2 separate regions of the Homo sapiens genome follow, and region 2 is linked to region 1. A link is a loop called in an ENCODE intact Hi-C map of the cell type or tissue named here. Cell type or tissue: heart left ventricle. All regions are shown on one strand. Each heading gives the region's core, and the rest is flanking DNA. Links, peaks and the distances in the headings are about the cores only. Region 1 overlaps ARMH3 (armadillo like helical domain containing 3). Region 2 overlaps ARMH3 (armadillo like helical domain containing 3).

What was found. A loop is a pair of places that touch in the nucleus more often than their neighbours do. Peaks named below come from ENCODE experiments on the same cell type or tissue, not always from the same donor. Only the 100,000 strongest peaks of a DNase experiment are listed, where the experiment ranks them.
Region 2: a loop joins it to region 1, with 4 times the contacts of the local background. A loop is called at or near these places in 2 of 110 quality-filtered maps.

What each region holds. Positions count from the first base shown.
Region 1 is chr10:101,885,413-101,895,036 of GRCh38, reverse strand. ARMH3 (armadillo like helical domain containing 3) reads left to right here. Exons shown (of 26, transcript NM_024541.3): 24 at 5,547-5,625. Among named protein-coding and RNA genes, the nearest start is that of KCNIP2, 46 kb to the right of the region's middle. In heart left ventricle, for the core only: a CTCF peak has its summit at 5,236 (motif pointing left); a DNase peak (open chromatin) is centred at 5,236; H3K27ac peaks cover 701 bases.
Region 2 is chr10:101,982,655-101,992,278 of GRCh38, reverse strand. It overlaps ARMH3 (armadillo like helical domain containing 3), which reads left to right. Exons shown (of 26, transcript NM_024541.3): 18 at 241-310; 19 at 1,668-1,728. Among named protein-coding and RNA genes, the nearest start is that of ARMH3, 69 kb to the left of the region's middle. In heart left ventricle, for the core only: no CTCF peak of the experiment used is centred there; a DNase peak (open chromatin) is centred at 5,566.

The sequences.
Region 1 (9,624 bases), core at 3,301-7,300:
GTATTTTCTCACAGTTCTGGAGGCTAGAAGTCCCACATCAAAGTCCAGCAGGGTCAGTTTCTGGTGAGAGCTGTCTTCCTGGCTTATGAGATGGCAGCCTTCTCACTGTGTCGTCATGTGACAGATAGCAAGAGAGCTCTCTGGTGCCTTTTTTTTTTTTTTTTTTGGCAGAGTTTCGCTCTTTTGCCCAGGCTGGAGTGAAGTGGCATGATTCTGGCTCACTGCAACCTCTGGCCCCTGGGTTCAAGCAGTTCTCCTGCCTCAGCCCCCCAAGTAGCTGTCAGGTTTTGACCAGTAAAAGTGAGAGAGAAGTACTGTTAGAATCTCCCAGAAACCCCCTCCCCAAAGGTTCAGAAAAGATGGTAGTAAATCCTTTTGGAGGTGCTATCAGTGAGAAGGAAAGCCTAAAGAAAATGGAGAGATTCCTCCTTCATCTATAAACGTGGTGCCTTATCTTTCTCCCGCCAAGAGCTAGTCAAGCATGAGTCCTAGTCTAGCGCCTTGGCCAGGTGGGATGGTGTGGAATCACAACCCAGGTGAGCCTGGTAGCCGTCAGACTTCCTGGGGAAGGAGAAGCGACGTAATTCAGTTACTGCAAAGGTGTGTCACTCAGCTTGGTCTGGCTTAGCCTGGTTCCAGTCTTCTGTCATTTCTGTGCCATGTCAGGACATATTTCCATTTCACTAGTACAAAGTACTAAGAACTTTAATGGGAAGCCTCCAAGCCCTGTCTGGAATTCCTTTCTAAGAGCCTGGAGAGAGAAGAGCCAGTGTTAGACTATTTTTCTTACTGCTTAGGGCGAATACCCTCCACCTGGCATCTCCAGGACATTAGGTTAGCACTCAGATTTTGCAGATAACAGTCCCAAAGAAACAGCAAAAAAAACATAAGGCCGACACATATACTGCCTTTGTGGGTACTGAGTTAGAGACTACTAACTGAATCTAGACTGTTCCACCTTACTCAGGTTTCTAAACAGTTTCTCAGCCTGCCTGGTGGGAGACCTTAATCACCTGCTTAGATCTGAAGTTCTGAGATGAGATTGTCACAGGGCAGGTTGGAAGATGATTTTATCTTCATTCCAAATATATATTCCCAGAGTGGTAAATACCCTCAGGATAAGTTTGCCCAAACAATATCAGCATGTATGTCCTGCAGTATGAAGAACAGGTCACCCATAGAGCCAGCTGACACCTGATAAGTGTAATGGTGAGAAGGGAAGGAAACAAGTGTACATTTTGAAGGTAATGCCTTCTAGGTTTTCCTTTCTCTCCCTCACTCCCTCCCTCCCTGCCTCCCAGTCCCCTCCCCTTTCTTTCCTCTTTCCTTTTCCCCTTCCCTCTCTTCTTCCTCTCTCTTTTTTTTTCCTGTCTTATGTCCTTGCTTTGTTTCCTTGTGAAAGAACTACTCAGATAGAAAGGCAAGAGAATTAGATCCCCAGCAATTCCATTCCCAGGGATTATTTCACTGTTCCAACCTCACTAGCTCCACTGGGTTGCCCCGGTGGCTGCTAACATTCCACCCAGACAGAAGCTAGGGTACTTGGACCTCTGTATTCTCCAAACCTAGGCAAGAATAAAATAATAATAATAATAAAAAACAAGAACAAAACCTCTAGTTCAGTTGAGACAGGAATTTAAAAAAAAAATTTCCTAAGAAATGTAAGGAAAGCCTGATTTAAAAAAACAAAAAACAAAACCTAAAAAAGCATAAAATGTGGATGCATTTACAGAGTGCAAAATCTTTTTCGAAGATACCTGTGGTCTAATGGTAGATTGATTTGACTACTGAAGCTCCTTTCCTTCAATCGTGTTGGTCCTGGACACTAAACCCTATGACTCAGACTCCACCCTGAGTGAACTTTAAATTGGTGCTGCTGCTAGGATCAGTGGGATTATCAGTTCTCTAAACTTGCTTCACCTACCTTCTCATTGGGTTTAGGGTCCTGGTTTTCCTTTCTGCTTATGGGCTGTGGTCATCTCTGCCAACATCCTTGAGCCTTGCTCTCTGATTGAGAAAAATGTTTGACCCCCACTTGGTCATAAAATTCTTTCCTACTTTGGAATTAGAGCAAACCTCAGCCTTAACTTGCAGATATTATCTCCAGCTCTCTTGGTAGTTTCTGGAAAAATAAGTTGTCAGAACTCTTTTCTTGCTCCTGACTCATGTCTGTCGTATTTGGTTTATTCACTTATTGAATATTTATTGAGCACAAGCTGTGTACCAGGCATTGGGTTAGATGTTTGGCGTTGCTTTTCCAAGTTTTTATTATATGTACTATAAATGTTATATATTATGTTAGATAAATTTTACAAATGTACCCTCTAAGATTTAGCCCTCTTTCAACAAATATTTCTTATATGGCTGCAATAGACTATTCCCAGGTACTATGATAAGTGCTGGGATTGGTATTTTTTTTTAAGTTTTTGGTTTATACTTTTATTACCTGAATTAGATTAAATGGTTCTATAATTCTTTACTATCAAGAAGCTATAAAATAGTGATTTGTTATGCTAGCTCATACATACACACACACAAACACACATACACACGTGCACACATTTTATTTTTTATTTTTGAGAGAAGGTCTCGTTATATTGCCCAGGCTGGAGCGTGGTAGCACAAACACCACTCACTGCAGCCTCATCCCCCTGGGCTCAAGTGATCCTCCCACTTCAGCCTTCCAAGTAGCTGAGACTACAGGCAAATGCCACCACACCTGGCCCTGGCTTATTATTATTATTATTTTTATTTTGTAGAGACAAGGTCTCACCATGTTGCTCAGGCTGGTCTCGAACTCCTGGGTTCAAGTAATCCGCCCACCTTAGCCTCCCAAAGTGCTGGGATTATAGTTGTGAGCCACTGCACCCAGCCCACGCACCCATTTTGTTGTTGTTGTTGATTTTGGGTGGGGTTTTTTGCGGGGAGACAGGGTTTCACTATGTCACCCAGGCTGGAGTGCAGTGGCACAATCTTGGCTCACTGAAACCTCTGTCTCCCAGGCTTAAGTGATCCTCCCACCTCAGCCTCCCAAGTAGCTGGGACCACAAGTGTGTGCCACCACACCTGGCTAAATTTTTTTGTATTTTTTGTAGAGACAGGGTTTCACCATGTTACCCAGGCTGATCTTGAACTCCTGGGCTCAAGTGATCCGCTCACCTTAGCCTCTCAAAGTGCTGGAATTACATGCGTGAGCCACCACGCCTAGCCCACACTACCCATTTTAATAAACTTTCTGTTTTGGAATAATTTTAGATTTATAGAAAAAGTAAAAAGATAATCCACAGAGTTCCTGGATACCCTCAGCCTAATTTCCGTCATTTTATGTCACCAAGGTACATGTATCAACACTAAGTAACTGGCATTATTATTAACTAAATTCCGTATTTTAATTAGATTTTACCAGTTTTTCCATTAATGTCCTCTTGCTGTGCCAGGGTCCATTCCAGGATATGCATTTAATTGTCATATCTCCCCAGTGATTTGTGACAATTTCTCAACTCTTGTTTTTCATGACTTTTAGAGTCTTAAGAAAGTACTGGCTGGGCACGGTGGCTCACACCTGTAATCCCAATACTTTGGGAGACCAAGGTGAGTGGATCACCTGAAAGGTCAGGAGTTTGAGAACAGCTTGGCCAATGTGGTGAAACCCCATCTCTATTAAAAATACAAAATTAGCTGGTCATGGTGGCGGGGGCCTGTAATCCCAGCTTCTTGGGAAGCTGAGGCAGAAGAATTGCTTAAACCCGGAAGGTGGAGGTTGCAGGGAGCTGAGATCGCACCATTGCACTCCAGCCTGGGCAACAAGAGCAAAACTCCGTCTCAAAAAAAAAAAAGGAAGAAAGAAAGAAACTACCAGTCAGCGTCAGGAGCAATGGCTCATGCCTGTAATCCCAGCATTTTAGGAGGTGAGGAGGGAGGACTGCCTGAGCTCAGGAGTTTGAGACCAGCCTGGGCAATCTGGCAAAACCCCATCTCTACAAAAAATACAAAAATTAGCCAGACATGGTGGCACATGCCTGTAGTCCCAGCTACTTGGGAGGCTGAAGTGGGAGGATTGCTTGAGCCAAGGAGATGGAGGCTGTAGTGAGCCATGTTTGTGCCACTGCACTCCAGCCTGGATGACAAAGTGAGACCCTGTCTCAAAAAAAAAAAAAAAAAAAATACCAGTCAGGTATCCTGTAGAATGTCCCCTGTCTGATATTTTTCTTGTGATTAGATTGAGATATTAAGTGCCCTTCTCATCAGATCATACCAAGGGTTACATGGTATCTACATGATATCACTGGCAATCTACAGCTTCATCATTTGGTTAAGGTAGTGTTTACCAGGCTTCTTTGCTATAAAGTTACTGTGTTTCCCATTTGCTACTCTAGTCTTTGGCAATAAATCACTAAATCTAGCCCACCCTCAGGAATGAGAAATAAACTTCATTTCCTATAGGGAGAAGTATCTACATATATTATTTGAAATTGTTCTATGAGAAAGATTTGTTGGCCAGCCGCTGTGGCTCATGTCTATAATCCCAGCACTTTGGGAGGTGGAGACCTGTGGATTGCTTGAGCCCAGGCTTGAGCCTGGGCGACATGGCAAAACCGTGTTTCTACCAACAAAATACAAAAATAATTAGCCGGGCATGCTGGCACATGCCTGTAGTCCCAGCTGCTAGGGAGGCTTAGGTGGGAGGATCGCTTGAGCCTGGGAGGTTAAGGATGCAGTGAGCCATGATTGTGCCACTGCATTCCAGACTTGGTAACAGAGTGACACCCTGTCTAAAATATAAATATAAATAAATATATATATATATATGAAAAAAAGAGATTTGTCTCTCTCTATGAATCATTTATATTCATATGGACTCATGTAAAACCCTGATCTAAAACCTGTGTTCTTTTTGCTACACCAGGCAAGAAATGACAAAGACCTATACCAAGGCACTGGTTTCAGGGAAATTTATTTCAGATTTCAGAGATTTTTAAGAGGTAGATTTGATAAGACTAGGTAATTTTGGATGTGACTAAGTGATGGAGAAGGGAGTGTTTTAAAATGACACTCAGCTTTTGGGTTGAATGGCCGGATATAAAATTTTGGTTTGAAACTATTTACTAACAAGTATGAAGATTGCTTCTATTTAGCCTATATGTTGTTGGCCCAGCTTTACTGAGTGCCCTGTTCTCCCAAGTCAGACAAGACAGCTTTTCTTTCTGATTGAAGCACCAGGGCCCCCTAGTGGACAGCCCTCTGGGTTCCCTTTCTCATCTGAAGGACTCAATATTTTTGTTTGGCTTTGGGTTTTTTCCGTTAGTTCATTTGCAGAGCAGAGATGCTTGATTCTATTTTCTGTCTAATAGTAAATCCTTCCCACTTCAGAGTTATCAATTCACCCCCATTTGTGACTACCTCATGTTCAATAAGAGGAAGTTACCCAGTCACAATCGGTCCCATGCTCTAGTACTCTAAACCAGAGGGTACTTGATCCTTATTTTTTAACAGATGTATCCACCTCTTCTATCTGGCACCATATTAATACGAATTCTTTGTTTCAGAGCCATCATCAACCACTTTAACCCCAAAATTGAGTCCTACGCTGCTGTGAATCACATATCCCAACTGTCAGAGGAGCAGGTAAGCCACTACTTTCCCCAGATGACCTAGTTGGTGGCTAGGATCAAGCAGTTGCCTTCTCTCTGATGGCAGGGGGATTCTGTGACTGAGCTTTTGTGGTAGTGACCAGGGCCAGGCTGCTGAGAGGAATTAGTGTGGGGTTGGTTGATAGTACTTTTAATACAGAGTGATGCTGTCTGCGTTTGTGCCATCTGAAGGGTTTGTTAATTATATAGAAGATATGTAGGTGAAAATCTGGTGAATTATTTGTTTTAGAGTGTGATAAGGCATTTCTTTTTTTAAAATTTTAGGCAGAGAGTCATTTTGATTTTTGAAAATAAGAAATGAGAACTTAGAAATGGATGAAACTGCCAATTAGAAAAACCCTGAGTTCAGCTTAATTTGAAGCTATTTGGCTCGTTAAAACATGAGCCCTCATTGGGACAGATTTTCCTTAGTAATTGAGTTCTCTTTGCCTTGAGCAATTATTTTTGAGGAGGTTTTTCTGTGGTATGGACTGAGTTAGAGATGCAGATAGCCTTGTGTCTTTGTTTTCTTTAAATCTGGCCTGATTTCCCCTTCTCCCAGAGTGCCTGCACTCAGCTCTGCATTATATAAAAGTACAGATGAGGCGTTAGCGTGGCATGGGATTGAACTTGATGTGTCAAAATGAAACTCTTGAGTCCTTTTTTAAAAAGCACTAAATAAGACATCCTATTCACATGGTTCCCTTTCCTTTTCATCCTACTCCCAAATTGGAGGGGCCAGGGTATAGACCCCAAGCCAGTAGGAAGACCATATGTGCCCTGTTCTTCCTTTTTTGCCAGTGCATCTTTGTAACCCTTGTTTGAGCTTCTTGCTGGCAGAGCCAGCCAGCCAGCTATGATTTGACCATGTGTTTCAGTGTTCCTCAAAGCTATTCAGTTCTCCCAGTGAAGCACCAAGCAAGCCTTTTTCCTAATAGACAAGCTTCTCAGTATTCCCACCAGTGGCTCTTTTCTCAGCCAGATGGATAGGACTCTATTAGTCTGTCAGTTGTTCCCTTTGACATATTTGTTCTCTTTTGTGAGCCCAGCTGTGAGAATCCATCCTCACATTTAAAACTGCTTTTATAAATGGCCTTCATTTCCTTTTTTCCTCTCTGCCTGTGGAGCTATCCTGAATCCTGTTCTTTGATGCTGTGCTGTCTGTGAGGTGCTTTGTGATGCTACCATTTTCTTGTTGGACTAGTTCACATTAATTTTACTATATCATTTTTATGCAAAATAATTCAACATCTTGAGTTTTATGCAGTAAGAGAAGGGGTGACTTTCCTACCACAGTGAGCTCTGGTTAGTCTAAAAGCTTTTTTTTTTTTTTAAAAAAAAAAAAAAGGAGACATTTACTCTGTCAGCCACGTGCAGTATTCATCCCCCAGCAGCTTGGGAAGGTCAAGCTGAAATCTTTCTCCAGCAGTAGCTGCCACAGACCAATAATAAAAATCCTTTCTGGCACACAAGGCAATCTGTGAAAGGATGATTAGCAAGCACGTGTCCTCAGCCTCCTCCAACTTCTTTCAAAGTTAAATGAAATGATGAAAGTGCCTCTCAAAAAGAGTGCGCAGGCCAGAGACGAAGCGATTTCAATGGAGAGGGATTTCATAGGAGAATGGGGAAAGGATAGCAAGATTGATTTACTTGGTCAATATGTAATTGTATACCTGCTGGGTGCGGTGGCTCACACTTGTAATCCCAGCACTTTGGGAGGCTGAGGTGGGCAGATTGCTTGAGCCCAGGAATTCAAGACCACCCTGTACCACATGGTGAAGCTGTCTCTACAAAAAAAAAAAAAAAAAAAAAAAGAGAGAGAGAGAGAAAGAAAAATTAGCCAGACGTGGTGGTGTGCACCTGTAGTCCCAGCAACTTGGGAGGCTGAGGTGGGAGCTGAGGTGAACCCAGGGAGGTTGAAGCTGCAGTAAGCTGTGATCATGCCACTGCACTCCAGCCTGGGTGACAATGAGACCCTGTCTCAAAATAATAGTAATAATAATAATTATCATTATTATTGTATACCTTCTATAATATAAGTTGTGGTGCTAAGGTAAGTGGGGATCAGTGGTGAATAATCTTAGTCATTGCTCTCATGGAGTCTTTGTGTACTCATTACCTCTTTTAATAGTCCTTTTCACTTGGGGGTTTGGAGGAGGGTGATACTATTCTGGGACCTTCTTGAGAGCCACCCTCAAAATAGTTGTTGCTTCTCTTCTCTAACTGATTTTGAAGGGTGCTAAATGACAGCATTACAGTACACTTGGTTTATTCTCAGCACTATCAGATTAGAGGTATTTGACTGCCTTGTTAATCTCCAGCATGTGTTGGAGCACTTCTCTCCCTTCACTTATGAGCATTAATGTGAATGTCACTTAATGTTAACAGTATTCATGGCCTCTCAAAGAGCTAGTTTTATGGATTGCAGTAGGGCCCTGCAGTTGTTAGCAGCAGACTGAGTAGAGAAAAAAGTCAAGAACTTAATCCTCAATAGATTCTAAAGTACCCCTAAAATAAAACCTAAAGAGCATGGATAGATGTTAAATGGAATTTGTTACATTTAGTAAGTTAGCAGAGAAGACAGGGCACTTTCCTATGTCTGCCTGCCCAGCCTGCCATTTTTTTCTGGCAAAGAGATTTGTGAATTCTTGAATTCTGACAACCCCTAGACACATTCCAGCCTCTGTTTGAGGCATTTCAAGGTGGTACTTGTAAATCCATTATTGCATATTAAACAAAGCCCAGCCTTTCACACTGGGGTTTCTTTTCAGACATCCAGAAGGTAAATGACATTTTTTTGTTAATTGTCATTGGCTTCATCATTCGTGATAAAGTTTTTAATCAGTTGATACCCTCAATGTGACTGAAGGATCATTCTTTTTTGTTTGTTTGTTTTTGAGACAGAGTCTCACTCTGTCACCCAGGCTGGAGTACAGTGGCACGATCTTGGCTCACTGCAGCCTCTGTCCCCTGGGTTCAAGCGATTCTCCTGCCTCAGCCTCCCAGGTAGCTGGGATTAGAGGTGCATGCCACCATGCCTGGCTGATTTTTGTTTTTTTTAAGTAGGGTTTCGCCATGTTTGCCAGGTTGGTCTTGAACTCCTGACCTCAAATGAGCCACCTGCTTTAGCCTCCCAAAGTGCTGGCATTACAGGCATGAGCCACTGCACCCAGCCTGGTCATACATTTTTTTAATGTAATAAACTGTATGTATTTTTATGGTATATATGCAGGTGCTATATTTGTCTGGGGTTAATTGTGAAGCTTGTTCATTTTTACCTCTTTTTTTTTTATATGTGGTAGAATATACATAACATAAAATTTACCATTTTAACCCCCTTTTTTTTTTTGAGATGGAGTCTTGCCCTTGTTGCCCAGGCTGGAGTGCAATGGCGCGATCTTGGCTCACCGCAACCTCTGCTTCTCGGGTTCAATCAATTCTCCTGCGTCAGCCTCCCTAGTAGCTGGGATTACAGGCACCCACCACCACGCTCAGCTAATTTTTTGTATTTTTTAGTAAAGATGGGGTTTCACCATGTTGGCCAGCCTGGTCTCAAAACTCCTGACCTCAGGTGATCCACCCGCCTCGGGCTCCCAAAGTGCTGGGATTACAGGCGTGAGCCACTGTGCCCAGCCCATTTTAACCCTTTTTAAGTGTACAGTTCAGTGGCATTAAATACATTCACATTGTTGTGCAACCATCTCTGCTCTCCTTCTCTCCAGGGCTTTTTCATCATTCCATACTGAAACTCTATATCCATTAAACAGTTACTCCCCATTTCCCCTACCCTGAGCCCCTGATAACCACTGTTCTACTCTGTCTCTATGAATTTGACTATTCTAGGTACTTTAATGGAATCATACAGTATTTGGACTTTTGTGACAAGCTTATTTCACTTAGCATCATGTATTCAAGATTCATCCATATTGTACCATGTGCCACAATTTTGTTCCTTTTTAAGGTTTAATAATATTCCATTGCATGTATATACATT
Region 2 (9,624 bases), core at 3,986-7,985, 97 kb before region 1:
TTTGAGGTTGTGAATTGTAATTTTGTAACAGGCGTGCATTGATAACTGAAGCATTCACAAGTCCTCCCTTCCCCGCCTCATCCCATGCTACCTCATTCCTCTCCCACCATGTGAAAAAGAGAAAGAAAAGGAAGTATCCCTGTAATAGTGATTTTATTTGCACAAGGAACATGATGATGGGCCATTGGATGTCAGTGCCGGTGTCTACTAATTTCCTTTCTTCATTTTTTTGGTGTGAAGCCTATGAGACACAGGAAGAAGGCAGCAGACAAGAATCTTCCCTGCCGTCCTTTAGTATGTGCAGTACTGGGTGAGTGAGTATCATCAACATTGACATTGTTCTGTGACAGCGATAGGCTTTCATGATGAAGATGAAGAGTAGAACCTGTTTGATGTGCTTCTTCCGCAAATAAATTATTAGTTGTGTTTTTTCCCTGGCCTAAGAATCATGTTTATTGTTGTGTTTGGTAAAGCAACCCCAGTTATAGAGTGGTCAATAAAAGGGTCCTGTTGTTCAAAGAAAAAAGTCATTCCAGTGAGACAAATGGCTGTGTCTAAACTTGATACATGATTTACAAGATACATGATCAAGATTTCAGGCTGGGCGCAGTGGCTCACACCTGTAATCACAGCACTTTGGGAGGCTGAGGTGGGCGGATCACTTGAGGTCAGGAGTTTGAGATCAGCTTGGCCAACATGGTGAAAACCTGTCTGTACTGAAAATACAAAAATTAGCTGGTCGTGTTGGCGTGCGCCTGTAATCCCAGCTACTCAGGAGGCCGAGGCAGGAGAATCGCTTGAACCCAGGAGGCAGAGGTTGCAGTGAGCCAAGATCACGGCATTGCACTCCAGCTGGGGCGAGACTGCATCTCAAAAAAAAAAAAGATTTCAAATTCTTCCCATCCTTTCTTGGTTTGAATTGATGTGCTGGCTGGCCAGGAGGCTTGAAGTTCATGGTTTACATATACAAAACTTCCCCTGAGTATATTAAACTGAGATGAGGCTGACTGAGTTGACAGGTAGGGGGCTGTATCTTGGGTAATTTTGTCTGTCCAGAATTCTGCATTTTCCTCAGGGAATTAGCTGAATTCTTAATCCCATTTCACTTGGATATTCAGCCCCAGTTTCTAAATCTACTTAATTTTAGAAACAGTAATTAAGGCTGTATAATAAGCCTCTCTTGACCCAAAGCCCCACAGCCCATTTCAGTCAATATCTGTCTAACTGAGCATGATAGTAAGATGAGATTGACTGACATAGCTTTAGAGCTGAGTCTCTGGTTACACAAATGTGATCCATAATTTCTTCTCAGAGCTTGCTTCATTGTCTAGTCTCAGAATATGATTTCCCTTTGGCAGTCTGCATTAATGCCATGGGATGAAATATCTATACAATGAAATTTTCCATTTATCTGAATTTATTGGCAGGTCAGGGTATCCTTCTGGAGGTCAGCAAGTGAAATAATTTCTTATTACTTTACAAGTGGCAGGTGGTGAACAGTGTTACACAAAATGCGTTATATAAAATAAGTGTATATGAATAAAGATGTGGTTAGTGGATGCCGTTCAGTGTGAGTGCAAGGTGTACTCAGAAGCTTTTTTTCCAACTCAAAGACAAGAAATGAATTCCATTGTAATTGATCCAGTTTTTCTCTATTCCCCTTTCAGACCTGATGGTAGAGTTTATTGTAACACACATGATGAAGGAGTTTCCTATGGATCTCTATATGTAAGTACAAATATGTACACATTTAATGTGTACAAATCTATTTTAAAGAACTGAATGTTAGAAAATTCATGGTCTGTGTAGGCCGGGCGCCATGGCTCACGCCTGTAATACCAGCACCTTGGGAGGCCGAGGCGGGCGGATCACAAGGTCAGGAGATCGAGACCACGGTGAAACCCCGTCTCTACAAAAAATACAAAAAATTATCTGGGCGCAGTGGTGGGCGCCTGTAGTCTCAGCTACTTGGGAGGCTGAGGCAGGAGTATGGCGTGAACCCAGGAGGCGGAGCTTGCAGTCAGCTGAGATTGTGCCACTGCACTCCAGCCTGGGCGACAGAGCGAAGACTCTGTCTGGGAAAAAAAAAAAAAAAAAAAGAAAGTTCATGGTCTGTGTATACTTTAAGAAAAACACATTTGCATGTGGAGAAGTGTTAGGGAACATTTTCTGGCCTGGATCTGTACATCTTTTCAGAAGAGGTAATAAGCACAAACCACAATGTGGATTCTGCACATATCCGCATGATCACTTCTAGGCACACTGCATGAAGAGGGAGCCGACACATGAATATAGTGATCGCAGGGGTCTGTTGTAATCAAAGATATGCAATACCAGCAGACCACTTAGTTGTCTCTGAGCTTTCGCATTAGGTAGGACGAATTTAGAGAGAGATAGCGCTTCTGATCCATTCTTAGCCTACATTGTCCTGACAGCCTAGCTGGAGCCCTATTATCTGGGCAGATTATGTCTCCAGTGGCCTCGCCGGGAGAGTCCTGCCTCCTGAGGAGAACTGTTTGACCATCACAGTTTTTTGTTTTTGTTTTTGTTTTTGTTTTGAGACGGAGTCTCACTCTGTTGCCTAGGCTGGAGTGCAGTGGCATGATCTCGGCTCACTGCAACCTCTGCTTCCCAGGTTCAAGTGATTCTTCTGCCTCAGCCTCCCAAGTAGCTGGGATTACAGGTGCACACCACCATGCCCTGCTAATTTTTGTATTTTTACTAGAGATGGGGTTTCACCATCTTGGCCAGGCTGGTCTCTAACTCCTGACTTCAGGTGATCCGCCCACTTCAGCCTCCCAGTGTGCTGGGACTACAGGCATGAGCCACCACACCTGGCCGACCATCACAATTCTTTATAATGAGCACAACTGGAGGCAACTCAGAATCATCATATTTTCTTTTTACTTTGTGACAGGGCCTCACTGTGTTGCCCAGGCTGGTCTTCAACTCCTAGGCTCAAGCAGTCCTCCCACCTCAGCCTCCCAAAGTAGCTGGGACTACAGGTGTGTGCCATTACACCTAGCCATTATCATATTTTAATAAAGTTTAAACCTTAAGAGTTTTGTTTCTCCTTTGCCACTCCTCCTACATTCTTCTCTTTAACACCCAAGAACAGCTGTGCCACATTAATGTGATCTCAAATATGTATATTATCTTTAGTCCTTATAAAACATCTGAATTGAGTGTGACATCAGAATTGCTCCCTCCGATTTTTGGGCAAGAGGGTAATTTGGTGAACAGCAAATTGAGTAAAGCCCATTGCAGTGCCAGGCCTGGGATCTAGGGAGGTATAAAGGATTTCAGTCTAAATAGAGTAGACCTCTAGCTTGCTTTTTTTTTTTTTTTTTTTTTTTGAGACAGAGTCTTATTCTGTTGCCTAGGCTGGAGTGCAGTGGCATGATCTCAGCTCACTGCAACCTCTGCCTCCTGGATTCAAGTGATTCACCTGCCTCAGCTTCCCGAGTAGCTGGGACTACAGTCGCGCACCACCATGTTGGCTAATTTTTGTATTTTTTAGTAGAGACAGGGTTTCACCACATTGGCCAGGCTGGTCTAGAACTCCTGACCTTAGGTGATCTGCCTGCCTTGGCTTCCCAAAGTGCTGGGATTACAGGCGTGAGCCACTGTGCCCAACCTTCCGGCTTCTTAGATTGCTTATAAACTATATAGTCTTGCTTTCGTAGGTCTGAAATAATGATACAAATTTTACTTTTAGGTAAGTAGGTTGCAGTTTGCATTTTTCCATACCTTTTGGGTGTTTAGAAGTAAGTCTGATCCTTTATTTCAATTCAAAGACCATGAACAGTTGCTTTTTATAACACTTAACAGATGAGTGTTCAGCTTATTTTAGCTGGGGTCCCTGAACTTCATTATCTTAGGGTTCAGATTTGTTTTTGCTATGGACTTTATTTCTGGCTTATTTTATATCCTAGTTTTAGGATGTGCTATTTACTTTGTAACACGTATTACTGTAGTTTCAATTTTTTCATTTTAAAAGAAAGGAAACTGAGGCTCAGGAGATTAATTACTTTGCCCAGGGTTATTCTGTTAGTAAGCATCATTGCCTAGATTTGAACCCAAATTTTCTTACTATAAATTCTGAACTGTTACATTCCCAGGTGTATTAGTTATCTACTGCTGTGTAACAAACTACCCTAGACGTAGTGGTTTAAAACAAACATTTATCACCTCACAGTTTCTGTGGTTCAGGAATCCAGGAGAAACTTAACTGGATAGTTTTGGCATAGGGCCTCTCAAAAGGATGCTTTTTAAGGAATAAAGGTAATATGCATACTTGAGGATCACATTAACGTGGCACAGCTTTTCTTAAAGAGTGTTAAAGAGAAGAATGCAGAAGTGGCAAAGAATTAAAAAAAACCTTAAGGCTTAAACTTTATTAAAATAAGATGATGACCAGGTTAGTTGGGGCAGCAAGTATCTGAGATTCTACTGGGGCTCAAAAATCTGCTTTCAGGCTCACCTAATGGTTGTTGGTAAGCCTCAGTTCTTCACCACGTGGGTCTCTCCGTAGGGTTGGTAGGCATGGCAGCTGTCTTTCCCCAAAGCAGTTAATCTAAGAGAGAAAAGGGGAGCGAGAGCCCAGGATGGAAGCCATAGTATCATGTATAACCTAATCTCAAGTAACATATCATTTCTAATGGTCACACAGACCAACCCTGTTGCAATGTGGAAAGGGACTATATGAGTGTGTGAATACCAGATTGGGGTCCATCTTGCAGGCTGGTACCACAGTTGCACAGCTAGTAAGCTGCATAACTAAGGTTAAAATTCATGTCTGACCCCGGAGGCTGTTCTCTTAATCATGTCTGTGATAAGTGATGGAGGAAAGATTTGTATAGAGTGACTATGCTGACTGGAGCATTAGAGAAGATATCGGAAGGTTGCATTTGACCTGAGTCATGAAGAAACACTAGGGATTTTCTGTGTGGAGGAGTCAGGGAAGGACATACCACGTAGGGGACCAGCATGTTTAGGTGCTTGGAGGCTAGAAAATGTGGTATGTTTGGAGAATAGAGCATAATTCCAGGTGGTTAGAGTGTAGAGTGCATGGAGGGAGGATAAGAGAGTAGAAAAAAAGCTTGCCCAAGATTAAGTGGATGATGAGGAACAGTTGAAGGTGGGGCTGATATGATAAGATTGTATGTTCATTACTGTAAAGTTACAGGTATATTATCTGTTTACCCAAACCCCCACATTTCTAGCCAATGAACCTGGTCTACCCAAATGTTCTAACTCCCTCCTCGCCCTTGTTCATAACTTCACCCTCAAAAGAGTTTTTATCTTGCCTTGCTTTCTTAGGCGCTTTTTCCACCTGCTCCTTAATTTACTGCCCTGGGGTTAGGGAAGATGGAGAAGATAACGAGGCATCAAGTTGACAGAGGCTGGGCAGAAGGTCCCACCCTCAGGCTGAATTCACTTTCTTCATTACTACCCCTGGGCATGTTTCCAGATCTTCCTTCCCCCACTTCTAGCTCCCTTTCCAGTTTTTAGAATTTGAAGCATCAAGTCCTTATCAGGTGAACTTCCTGCTTCCAGCTGGGCAGCAGGCCAGGCTGCTGCTCTCACTTCTCATTATGTACCCCTTTTCGGCAGTATACAGCAGAATGAGAAATTGAAAGCAAAATGAATTTCTGCCATTTCAGATAAGTTTATAATCTTCCTAGTGAAATATGAAGAAATATGGAGTTTGGAAAGACTTAATACTCAAAGCCAGAATCTGGGTCAGAAATGAAACAATTTCACATCTGTGTGTGAATGCTGTAGGTAATGATGGGGGAAGGTGCTTATACTGAAGAAAAAAAAAAAAAGAAAGGTCTTGCCTGGAGCAGTTAAGAGGTAGCAAAACCGAACCAATTACTTTCACCTCCTAGCTGTACTCCTTGATTCTTGCTGCCACTCTCACTGCCACCACAGGATTGGGGAGTGAGGGGATATAGTCTCTGGGAGAGTAAATTTTCCTTTAAGTTACTCTTACATCGAAAACTTGGACTCTTCTTAAGTCACATATTTCCAAACCTGTAGGTAGGCATCAGAAGAAAGGTACAGACTTCAGTGGGTCCTACAGGAAGATTTCAGGAGAAAGTGGAACTCATTTTGTGTTGAAATAGGAAATTGCTACAAGCATGAAAGAAGCCCCACAAGAAGCACTAAATTTAGAGTCATTCTGCCAGTACATACATATGTGTGTGTGTGTTTGTGTGTGTGTGTGTATTTTATTTCATTTATTTTTATTTTTTTTTGAGACAGAGTCTCTGTGTTGCCCAGGCTGGAGTGCAGTGGCATGATCTTGGCTCACTGCAACCTCCGCCCCCCAGGTTCAAATGATTCTCATGTCTCAGCTTCCTGAGTAGCTGGGATTACAGGTGCCCACCACCACACCCGGCTAATTTTTTGTATTTTTAGTAGAGACAGGGTTTCACCATGTTGGCCAGGATGGTCTTGAACTCCTGACCTCCGGTGACCCATCCACCTCGGCCTCCCAAAGTGCTGGGATTACAGGAGTGAGCCACCGCGCCTGGCCTATGTGTGTAATTTTTTTTTAGAGGCAGGGTCTTGCTTTGTCGTCCAGGATGTAATGCAGTGGCACGATTATGGCTCACTCTAACTTGGAACTCCTGGGTGCAAGCAATCCTCCCACCTCAGTCTCATGAGTAACTAGGACTACAGGCTTGCACCACCATGCCTGGCTATTTTTATATTTTTTGTAGAGATGGGAGTTTTGCTGTGTTGCCTAGGCTGTCTTGAACTCCTGGCCACAAGTGATCCCCCTGCCTCAGCCTCCCAAAATGTTGGGATTTACAGGCATGAACCACTATGCCTGGCCTCCAGTATATATATATGCACACACATATACACATGTATGTATGTATATATACGTATTATATATACATGTATACATATATGTGTATATATAAACCCATGCGATCTGTATATATATATGTATATACATGTATATATACGTGTGTATATACGTATATACACATACGTATATACACATATATATACACACGTATATATACATGTATATACGTATATATATACATATATACGTATATATATACACACATATATATTCATATATGTGTACACGTATATATACATTATATTTATATATGTACACATGTGTGTATATATATGTACACGTGTGTGTGTGTGTGTGTGTGTGTGTGTGTGTGTATATATATTTTTAGATGGAGTCTCTTTCTGTTGCCCAGGATAGAGTGCAGTGGTGCTATTTCAGCTCACTGCAACCTCCGCCTCCCAGGTTCAAGCAATTCTCTGCCTCAACCTCCCAAGTAGCTGGGATTATAGGCAAGCACCACCACGCCCGGCTAATTTTTGTATTTTTGGTAGAGACGGGGTTTCACCATCTTGGCCAGGCTGGTCTTGAATTCCTGACCTCGTGATCGACCTGCCTCATCCTCCCAAAGTGCTGGGATTACAGGCGTGAGCCACTGTGCCTGGCCTCCAGTATATATATATATTTTTAAGGCCATAGCAGTGGTTAAAATTTTCATTCTGCTTGATAAATAGTATAAATTATTGAAACCACAAGGCTAATGATGTCACCTGTTGGTGACTGTGGAGACAGGAACAGAATCTAGGAGCAGTGCTGGAGTGGATGTGGATAGATGGCCGCAGGGGTTGGGGATGTAGGTCGCATCTCATTGGTGCTCTGGAGTGGCTCAGTGTTGGTGGGATGGCGTTATCAAAGGGGGCCAAATATAGGCCGTCCAGACCCAGGCCATACGAGAGGTGCTGGCATTCAGGAATGTACTGTGTGTGCATAGGTAGTCATGTATGGGCAGCATCTAGTCACATTTGCTGGCTGCAACAAAGCCATTAGCACCAGGAACCTCATGACTCTCAAGTTCATGGGAAAATTGACAGATGAGTTTGTAGATTGCTAAGGCAAATCATGCTCAAACAAGGGCATCATTAAGTGACAACTGTATCAAACAGGATCACATCACAATTTCTAAAAATCAGCAAATTATTTGGAAACAATTAGGATGATTTATATTGCAACTTATGTCACTTGGTAAGCAATTTTGGTACAGGCTTATGAGTGTAAAAAAACATAGTGTTTTTTCTGTTTTCTCACTCAACAACGACAATCAACACAGAAGACTTCTATGACCAAATGTGGGGAGGGTTTAGTCCCTACACACCAAGCAAGCAATCAGTTCTGTAGCAGATAGCAGCTGGGTGTACTGTATTTCAATTCTGACACTATCTACCTGGAGGTAGTTTCAGATCCCATGGGTTTAGGGCTCAGTCCCTAAGACTACCCCTGGCTTTCAAAGCCAATCAGAAGCCCAAGGTTATTTTGCCTGTGTTTCTGATGGACCGGCTATAAATTGGGGTTCCTACAACCTCCTCCTTAGGTTTGATTAATTTGCTAGAGTGGCTCACAGAATTCAGGGAAACACATTTACCAGTTTATTACAAAGGATATTTTAAAGAAACATATAAACAGTCAGATGAAGAGATACATAGGGTGAGGTCTGAAAGGGTCTGGAGCCCAGGAGCTTCTGACCCCATGGAGTTGGGGTGTGCCAACCTCCCTGCACGTAGATGAATTCTTGTTCGCCTTCCTGTAGGCCTCCATGTGTTTAGCTATCCAGAAGCTCTCCAAACCCTGTACTTTTGGTTTCTTATGGAGATTTCATTATGTAGGCATGTTTGATTAAACCATTGGCTGGCCATGGTTCATGCCTGTAATCCTAGCACTTTGGGAGGCTGAGGTAGATGGATCACTTGAGCCCAGCCTGAGCAACTTGGTGACACCTTGTCTCTACAAAAATTAGTTAGGTGTGGTAGTGTGTGCTTGTAGTCCCAGCTACTTGGGAGGCTGAGGAGGGAGGATGGTTTGAGCCGTGGAGGTCAAGGCTGCGGTGAGCCGTGATTGCACCACTGCATTCCAGCCTAGGTGACAGAGTGAGACCTTGTCTCAAAAAATAAATAAAATAAAATAAAAACCACTGGCCATTGGTAATCAACTTAACCTTCAGCCCCTCTTCTCTCCCTGGAAGTCAGGGCTAGGGCTGAAAGCCCAGCTCGCTAATCATGCCTTGGTCTCCCTGGTGACCAACCCTCATTCTGAAGCTACCTAGGGGAGGCCAGCCGTCAGTCACCTCAACATACAAACAGACATCACTTTGGAGATTCTAAGGATTTTAGGAGTTGTATGTCAGGAAACAGGGTTGAAGACCAAATATATATTTTAGAACAGTGGTCCCCAACCTTTTTGGCACCAGGAACCAGTTTCATGGAAGACAATTTTTTCACAGATCTGGGGGCAGTGATGGTTTCGAGATGATCCAAGTGCATAACATTTATTGTGTATTTTATTTGTTATTATTACATCGTAATATATAATGAAATAATTCTGTAACTCACCATAATGTAGAATCAGTGGGAGCCTTAAGCTTGTTTTCCTGCAACTAGATGGTCCTGTCTGGGAGTGATGGGAGACAGTGACAGATCATGAGGCATTAGATTATCATAAGGAGCCACAACCTAGATCCCTTGCATGCGCAGTTCACAATAGGGTTTGTGCTCCTATGAGAATCTAATGCTGCCACTGATCTGACAGGA